Regions from separate parts of the Homo sapiens genome. Here region 2 is linked to region 1. A link is a loop called in an ENCODE intact Hi-C map of the cell type or tissue named here. Cell type or tissue: gastrocnemius medialis. All regions are shown on one strand. Each heading gives the region's core, and the rest is flanking DNA. Links, peaks and the distances in the headings are about the cores only. Region 1 overlaps LINC01705 (long intergenic non-protein coding RNA 1705). Region 2 holds the start of LOC124904517 (a long non-coding RNA gene).

Evidence for each region. A loop is a pair of places that touch in the nucleus more often than their neighbours do. Peaks named below come from ENCODE experiments on the same cell type or tissue, not always from the same donor. Only the 100,000 strongest peaks of a DNase experiment are listed, where the experiment ranks them.
Region 2: a loop joins it to region 1, with 3 times the contacts of the local background. A loop is called at or near these places in 1 of 110 quality-filtered maps.

Annotation. Positions count from the first base shown.
Region 1 is chr1:222,038,135-222,042,533 of GRCh38, forward strand. LINC01705 (long intergenic non-protein coding RNA 1705) reads right to left here. Exons shown (of 3, transcript XR_001738485.2): 3 at 3,570-3,788. Among named protein-coding and RNA genes, the nearest start is that of LINC01705, 19 kb to the right of the region's middle. In gastrocnemius medialis, for the core only: no CTCF peak of the experiment used is centred there; DNase peaks (open chromatin) are centred at 1,117, 2,237 and 2,527; H3K4me3 peaks cover 720 bases; H3K27ac peaks cover 3,790 bases.
Region 2 is chr1:221,843,990-221,848,388 of GRCh38, forward strand. It overlaps LOC124904517 (a long non-coding RNA gene), which reads left to right and starts at 1,940. Exons shown (of 3, transcript XR_007066885.1): 1 at 1,940-2,151. In gastrocnemius medialis, for the core only: no CTCF peak of the experiment used is centred there; a DNase peak (open chromatin) is centred at 2,152; H3K27ac peaks cover 1,680 bases.

The DNA.
Region 1 (4,399 bases), core at 310-4,309:
GAATGAATAAATGAACAGCCAAATGGTAAATCATTTTGTTAAGCCCACTTTTTAAATGTAAATCCTAGAGACCCATCTCTGCCCTGCCCTTAACTAACCAGCTGCTTGCCCATGGGAAAACTTCAGTTTCCTTCCCCTGGATTTCACTTTCCTCACCTATTAGCAAACTGCACGAGTTAACGGCCTCTACCAGATCTTGCATCCCACAAGTCTTCAACAGGTCTAAGTCAGACCTTCTAATTTCCAAGCCATGGTGTAATTTTAGCCACCGCCTCCCCAAAATGCCTACCATTGGCCTGAGGCTGCCGTGAATTCTGTCACTAGATTTTAACACTTTTCAGTACAATCTAATCCCCATGAGACACACAAATTAGGAAGCAACTATGATCAGTCATTTGTGCCAGAATGTGAGTACATTTGTCTGGTCCTTTCCTAATAACTGTTTTAGATAAGGGCCTGTTGAGAAAGAAAGAGAGTAGAGTATACTCAGTGAGCTGTCCAGGGAGGAAAGGGGTACAAAAAAAAAAAAACCACTAGAGATAAACTACTGAAAGTCTATATAGGGCAGGTCTTATTTGATGGAATTGAAAGGAAAGGTTCAAGAAATGTTAACTTGTGTCTTTAAGTATCTCCAAATCTGAACTGAATCTCAGGAGATGTTGAGTAAGTCATTTCTCCAACCAGGGTTTTGATCTCAATTATAAAATTGGTGAAGATGTACTTGATCATCTAAAAATGCTCTGCTGCCTTTAAAGTCAAGGATTCAGTGACTAGGGAATGACTTCTCTAATTAGGTAGGGAAGGGAAGACAGTCTATTTTAGCCTAGGAATGAAAGATGAAGCAAATAGTCACACATTTCCAAATATGTGGTCGGTCACTTCAGTTCCAAGAAGGACTACCCAATTCTCTTAGCACAGCAAAATAATAATGATAACAATAATTTTTTACATTTACTCAAGTTACAACAAAAATTTAAAATGGCTCTTGCCTGCCTCTGAACAAGGCACTGTAAGTGTGGTCACGTGCCCTGTGCATGACAAAGGTCACAGAGTCTGTCCTCAGTATTGTCCTTTGGCCTGAGACTGCATACACAGAATTAGGATTAGTTCAGTCTCTGCTGCTAACCTCCCCAAAATAACCCTGCTAGCATCAACGACAAAGACTTGGGTCTGGGCACTTCTCCCTGTAGTGGACTAGCTTGTACTGGACCATGTTTACACTTAAAGAAAGATGATATTTGTGGCCAGGCACAGTGGCTCACGCCTGTAAGGCCAGCACTGTGGGAGGCCAAGGTGGGTGGATTGCTTGAGCCCAGGAGTTCGAGACCAGCCTGGGCAACATGGCAAAACAACAACAACAACAACAACAAAGACAAAAATTAGCAAGGCATAGTGGCATGTACCTGTAGTCCTAGCTACTCAGGAGACTGAGATAGGAGGGTTGCTTGAGCCCAGGAGGCAGAAGCTGCAGTGAGCCATGTTTGCACCACTGCACTCCAGCCTGGGTGACAGAGTGAGACCCTGTATCAAAAACAAGCTAACAAACACACACACACACACACACACACACGAAAGAAAGAAGAAAGAAAGAGAGAGAGAGAAAGAAAGAAAGAAAGAAAGAAAGAAAGAAAGAAAGAAAGAAAGAACGAAAGAAAGAAATTAATTTATAAATCAGCAAATAGAATGGAATCTCTGACCTCACCCCAAATCTGTATTTGGTGGAAGCTGAATGTAAATAAACAGATGAACCAGAAGAACAAGGAAGCAAACAACATTCATGATCAGGAAAGAGAGTGAAATCAACTAGAGTATCCACAGAATCCAGCCTGTAACATCAGCCTCATTAGCACAGCCCCAAGGGCAGGAGAAATTATGTTTTGGGGCAACAAGGATGAGATAAGAAACTTGATAATGACCATCTGCTGCTGATGTCAGGTCTACCTTAAGCAAGGGAGCAGAAGCCCTGGCAATGGGCACACACGCGGATGTGTTCCATGTGGTGTGAGAGTGTGTATGTGCGTTTAAAGTACTGTGGGTGGTGCATTTAATACGGCACTTTTCTGTCCAAGAAAATCATATCCCCTCCAAAGCCCTGAATTATTGAAATCTTGAAGTTTCTCACATCTGTTACGAGCCTTGTATCACCATTTCCGCACGCTATTGGGTGCCATATTCTGTGTCTGAGGTTACAGGCATGCCAGAACCCTCCCACTGCCAAGCTGGGAGATCATTTGTTATTTCTGTAGCCATAGGCTTGCCAAAACCTGGGGAGCTTGATTCTGAAAGGAGCCATCATGCCAGAGGGCAGCAAGCTGGCGAGCTGTGGGGTGGTCTCAACACTCGATATCCAAGCCTTTCAGCCTGAGTGTAACCAGAGCCCCTCGGAGAGAAAGTGGCCCTGAGCTGCCTCAGCTGCTGTAAAATTCCTCTAATGGCCTAGTCTAAGTCCCTCTCACTCAGGCCACCGCCATTTCAATGGAAAGTGAGTTGGGTCCAAATAGGATGAACCAAACTTCTGTCTGAGCAAAAAAGTTGGCCCAGGGCTCAAGAGCTTTAAATGGACCATGAATAATGTTTTATAGCCTCGGCACTGGGGTGAACTCAACCCCTACACTTAGCCTCACCTTTCACGGTGTTATTTTTAGAGATCTCATTACACCCCAGCTTAAACTAAAAATATGTTTCCCAGGAATAGCAGAACACAGTTTTAATTGTGCAAAGTGACACGAATGTTCATGGACTCTAATTACATATGATATTTCATGTGTTTGAGATCAGCTGTAAGGAGTAAGGAGGAATGGCTAAATTGCATTTTTCAAGAGCAGTGACTAGACTTGCTTTGAGACTACGGGGCTCAATTAGCTTTCTGGGGGCTGGTGTGGTTTTCCTCAACTGATGCTTTGATTTCTAATAATTTGGGGTGACTCATGTAAGACAGGATAAGAGGTCCCAGGAAGCCCTGTTCATGAGAAGCTCACCTCCAAGTTCTACCAAGCCATTCTCACCCAACACTGACACATAATTCCCTCCCCACTCTCCCACGCTTGGAAGGCGAGATGGTGCAGTAAAAGAGCTTTGGAATCTGACAAATTGGCAACTGAATCTTTACGCTGCCCCTCTACCTCTGTGACTTCAGGCAAGTTATTAATCTTCCTAAGTCTGGTTCCTCATTGAAAAATAAGAATCATAAATGTTGTATGGATAAAATGCAATAATTTATGCAGAAGCCTAATAAATTATTACAGCAGAGGCCTAATAAATTATTACATTATTTATTTATTTATTTATTTATTTTGAGATGGAGTCTCACTCTGTCGCTCAGGCTGGAGTGCAGTGGCACGATCTCAGCTCACTGCAAGCTCTGCCTCCTGGGTTCAGGCCATTCTCCTGCCTCAGCCTCCCAAGTAACCGGGACTACAGGCGCCCGCCAACATGTCCGGCTAATTTTTTGTATTTTTAGTAGAGACAGGGTTTCACCGTGTTAGCCAGGAAGGTCTCAATCTCCTGACCTTGTGATCCGCCCGCCTCGGCCTAACAAAGTGCTGGAATTACAGGCTTGAGCCACCGCGCCCGGCCATATTATTTTTTTATTTGACTTGCTCATATACTTGAATCAGTAGGGGCATTTGTTGAGCACTGACCATGACAACACAGGTGATATACGATGCAACGGTGTCAGACCCCGACAAAGAGTGCGCACACGGGCATGAGTGGCTCTGATGCAGGACGGCAGGACGGCATCAGCACCAGCCTGGACTGTGGGGACACCAACAAGGGAGCGCTTTATCCTGGGGGAAGAAAGTCTCATGAATTCAAGCTGGTCCTTCAAGGATCCTTAGAACAGCAGCATTCTCTCTACTGGTGCACATAGATGTTAAAGATGTACCATCTAGGAATAGGCTGCCTAAGATGGAACCCCAGCTCTGCCTCTTATTACCAACCTAACCTTGGGCAAGTTACTTAAGCTTTTACGTCATAATTTCTGCAGCTGCAAGACAGAGCTCATGTTAACACCTACTTCATAACGTGGTTACGAGGATTAAATGAGATAGTTGATGTGACGCACAAGCCTTCAGTACATTGTCACAAAGAAATTCCTCAAGAAATGTTGGAGGTTAATGGTACTGTGGGAATTTTATTCCTGGAAAAGGGAACATTTGAGCAAAGAGAGGAATGCACAGGATAATTAAAGGAATATCTTGTGGCTTAGTTTGACTGAATCATAGCACATATTATGGGAGAAAAGGCAGGTCCTCAAGTAACCTCTCTGGGTTAGTCTTTGCATTCACTTGCGACATTTTCTCGATTCCATCAGTGTACATTCCGTGTCTCTCTCTAGTTCCTGGACTCTCTAAGACTGGAGCTCACATTGTAACCACTCAGACCACTCAGCCTTCTC
Region 2 (4,399 bases), core at 111-4,110, 190 kb before region 1:
AGAGTATGCTCTTTGGGGGGTTCCACATATCATTACTTCCTTGCAATGTCAATGATTCTGGAAAAAGTGAGAAAGAGATAGTGAACAGGGTAATGAGAATAAAGGAAGCTGGACCTAAGAATTAAGTTCATCACCCAATAAAATACTTTACTTTTAGACTGATATATAAAAAAAATTCCCTGAATTCTCAATAGGCAGTGGCATTCACTGTATTAAAACATCTGAAAAAGTGTGTGTGTGTGTGTGTGTGTGTGTGTGTGTGTGTGCTCCTAGTTACAAATTATGCAGGAAAAGCAATTTTCCCTACTTTCCCCTACTTTGGGGATGGGATTAAGTCTAGAGTAAGAGACAACTATTTAAGGCAAATAGTTTTATTGTAAAATTAGGATTATATGGTTCAGTAAGGGCAAGAAATAATTCTGGATTTGAGATGAGGGAGAAAAGGAAATGGAGATTTACACACACACACACACACACACACACACACACACACAAAGCATGGTCCTTGATTCTGCCCATCTCCATCCCTAACCACATCTACCTCATAAGACAGTGGGTCTCAATTCTTTTTCTTTTTTTCCGCGTAAGTACAAAGACTGTGCATAGATCCTGGGCTGTAGAGCACTCCAGGAACCCCCAGCCATGCAGCTTGGAGGGGCCTGGGGCCTGAAAGGCAGGGCGATCAGAGACACTGGAAGAAAAGCCAGCCAATGAAGAAAGGAAGGTAGTTCAGATGATTTTTTAAATTGCACACTAACTCCTCCAGAGGAAGAGAGAGTAGAGAGAGAAGCCTGGGGCTCAGGAAGAAGGAGAAGAAAGAGAAAAACCTCCCAACCAGCAGATGTATATATTTTCCCCCTGTTTATTTTTTTCTAAGTCCGGTTGCAGGAAAAAAAAGCCCAAGCTATAGTTACTAATATGTAAGACATGACCCAAATGCAGAAATCTTCCCTTCATCATAAACCAGGTAAGTATAATAATAAAAACAAAGCACTTAGAGGTTATGGGAAGAAAGTATTTCTGCTTTCAAAACTTTGATTGGAGAACTTTATTTGAAAAACAGAGCTTTTAAATTATACTTTGTTTATGACATTTGGTTTATTATACTTTCTTCCACTTATGCTAGATTGTAGCCGGTCAGAGCCAGTGTCCCCAGCAATCCTAAGTAGCTAACCATGTTCACACTGAAAGCATTACACACCATGCATACACAGACAGACACACACGTACACACATGTACATATGTACACACACATACATCCAGCCATTCTTTGAAATCCAGCTCTTATCCCTCCACATCCTTTTTGAACACTTCCTGGGTTTTCAGCCTGTGTGATAATGAGAACCGTACCATGTTACTTGGTTGTTTATGAGCTAGTTACTTCTCTGGAACTATTATAGATTCTGAGCACCTTGAAGGCAAAAATCCCTTTGTACTCCCTGTCTCGCCTTTCTGTCTACTGCCCTCTACTCATCATAACACAGGTTGAGCACCTAGTGTGTAATGTAATCGCTTTGTAATTGTACAGACAATAATAGAGACATCACCACTAAGCTTTATCTTCCTCTGGTAGTAGGCAAACTCCATGACAAGATCTTTTACTACCTCTTTATTTATTTATTTATTTAGTTTTACCACATGCATCTTTTTAAAGGCAGTCCTTTAGGATACTTCAAAGAAATCCCTGAGTACATTTTACAAAAGTTTGCTCCCTGCCCACCCTCACCCACCAATGCAACACAACTTAGCAAATGCAATTTCTCTCCAAGTATAAACACTCAGAGGGGACAAGGAGGGGATTCAGTTCTCCCTGCAGTCATCCTGCCTGGGGTGGAGATCTGGCCCTTGTGGCTTTCATGATGACCACCACCTGCAGCCTAACCATTTGGGGCACACAGGAGAGGGTGGCTCTTTCTTGGGGAGATCATTGTTCAAAAGCCCCTCTATACCGTTTGTCTCTGCCGTGTTGCCTGCCAGAAGCAATGTCTGATGCCTCCACTTGGCAGCCACAGGCTGTGAGGTCATCTTTTCACCACTCGCTGTTCCTTCAGCATTTAAGCTCTCTGGCAGTGACTCAATGTTTACAATCGCATTAACCTGTGAGGAACGCCGTGGCTGTGTCGAAGAACAAGGCCCCTGCTGGCACCAAGGTAACTGTGGACATGTTCTTGGGAAGAGGTGAGGGGAGGGGGCAGGGAGCCAGGCACAGTGTGGTGGGATACCTGTGTGTGGGGAGCTCTCTTCCGCTCTTGGCAGGACATCCAGTTCCCAAAGAAGGAGAATGACCCGTCATGCTCAGTCTAGTTTGTGCTGTTGCTTGGAGGAGAATGACCCATTGCTGTCTTGTTCACAGGCCAGAGTGAGCAAATCCCCCATGCAGCCAATACACATGCGTAAGGGAGGCACAACGACATCCATGCAAAAGGAGCCTCTCGGGTAATGTTACCCTTTAGGGGCCCAAATAAAACATACATGCTGAAAATCAATCTCACTCCTAGAGTGGGAAAAAGCAAGAGAAAGTGCTTTCTGCTATGGAGGTGAAGACACACAGGAAGCATAGGCCTGAACAACTCAAAGGAGTCCTTCAAACTCCAGAGAATAGATGGTCGTCAGCAAAATGCTCTAACAGTTTCTAAATACAGTGAGCTCACAAATTTAATTCTCAACATGACTCAAATGTGCACACACAGGAGACACACTCTTTGTTTTGTCTGTAAAAATGATGGGTTCTTTCCTGAGGGTTCACTGACTGATTGGAGTGGGGGAATAATTTAGAGCCCCACCAATTTCAAGCCTAGTTGCATCTAATCATTTATACAGCCTCTTTAATGAATGTTTAGCCGTGGGCAAATGCTGGGCTTTCAGATAGCTCTGCCTTCTTCCTCCCTTCCAGGGAGGGAGGTGGTATCGTTAGAACTGGTATCTAAGTAAATGATGCTACCTTCTGGGAGAGGGGAGGGCTATGGGTCCTCCAGCTTCTTTGGTTCCTAGACAACTCAGTGGTTGCCCACTCTGCTGCCATTTGTGCACATGCATTAGGCTGAAGTTACTCAGCCCCTGAGGACTGTTTTTAGGTCCTGACCATGATATATAGGAACCAAGGGTAGCAACCAGAAAGCTAAGCTTCAAGGCTTCCAGCGACCAGACCATCCAGTATGCCCAAGCTGACCTTGATGGAGCTGCACCCAGGGAAGGATGAATCTGCCTTCTCTCAGGGTGCATATAGGGAGCAAACCAAGAGTCTCACAATCTTAAACATTCTAGAGTGAAAGTTTAGTTCTGAAGAAGGTGAGAACTCAGAGTGACAATGTGATCATCTAGTCCAGTGGTACTTCAATACAACTTAGCAGATACTTTACAAAAAATGAATTTGAAAGCCAGTATGCCAGACAGATAAAAGTAGGTCCCTTTCTACTTATTGAGACCCATAGGGAGGGACCAGAACTTTGCCCAATGTGAGCTCCAGGGCTTCACAGATATTTTTCTATGGAAATCACCAATCTTTTCCAAACTCATCATTTCCTAGATGAAGAAGCTAGGACATAATTAATTGAAGTAAATTGTCACAGAAATTGCAAATGGGAGAGCCTAGACTCAAAATATTTCTCCAAACTTTCTACTACATTATACATTTCACATCCCCAAAAGTTTAACTTGATCATAAGGACTAGGTGCTGTTAATGTTCAATTTCAAACACACATTTTGATGCCCCCAACGTCAATGGCTTCTACTGGCGAAAAACAATTTATTATCAGAAATAAGTCATTCTAACAACCATACTTAAGTGCATAAAGAGTGAAAAATTCTGACATGTTTCATTCTGACTAGTCTTTACTTAACAACTTTCTTATGTCTAGCCCTAATGATACATCCCAACAATGTCTCTAACATATAGTCATGTTAAAGTCACAGAAACACAAGCAGGCATTGCCTACTCAGCACTGTCTACTCTTCTTTCTGTTTAGCTTTGGTCTATTCTAATGAATACACTATTAAGAAATAGATGAATAAACCTCAGTATGTTAGCGAACTGTTTTACATACTTGCTGAAGTAAAGCTTACTTGGGATTTATAGAACAGAGAAGCAAGTAAATGACTTTAGGCCATGATTAGAATGCCCACAGAAAGAAAACAAGAAGAAACATATTTCAAGAAGGCACTGAAGATAAATGTATCAAGCACTTTGAGCCCCGTATCAAGGCAAGTGGCATTCAAACCTTCAAAACCCTGGCCAGTGTGAATGAGTGGGACATTTATTGCATGGCTGATAACTTATAAACACACTTTGTTGCTACACAAGTTCAGGCAATTACTGGGCAATTATACCAGCAAGCCACCTAGTAATTAAAAAGATGGAGTCTTGGGTGGGCTGCCATTTGGGCAGCAGTGGCTTCTTT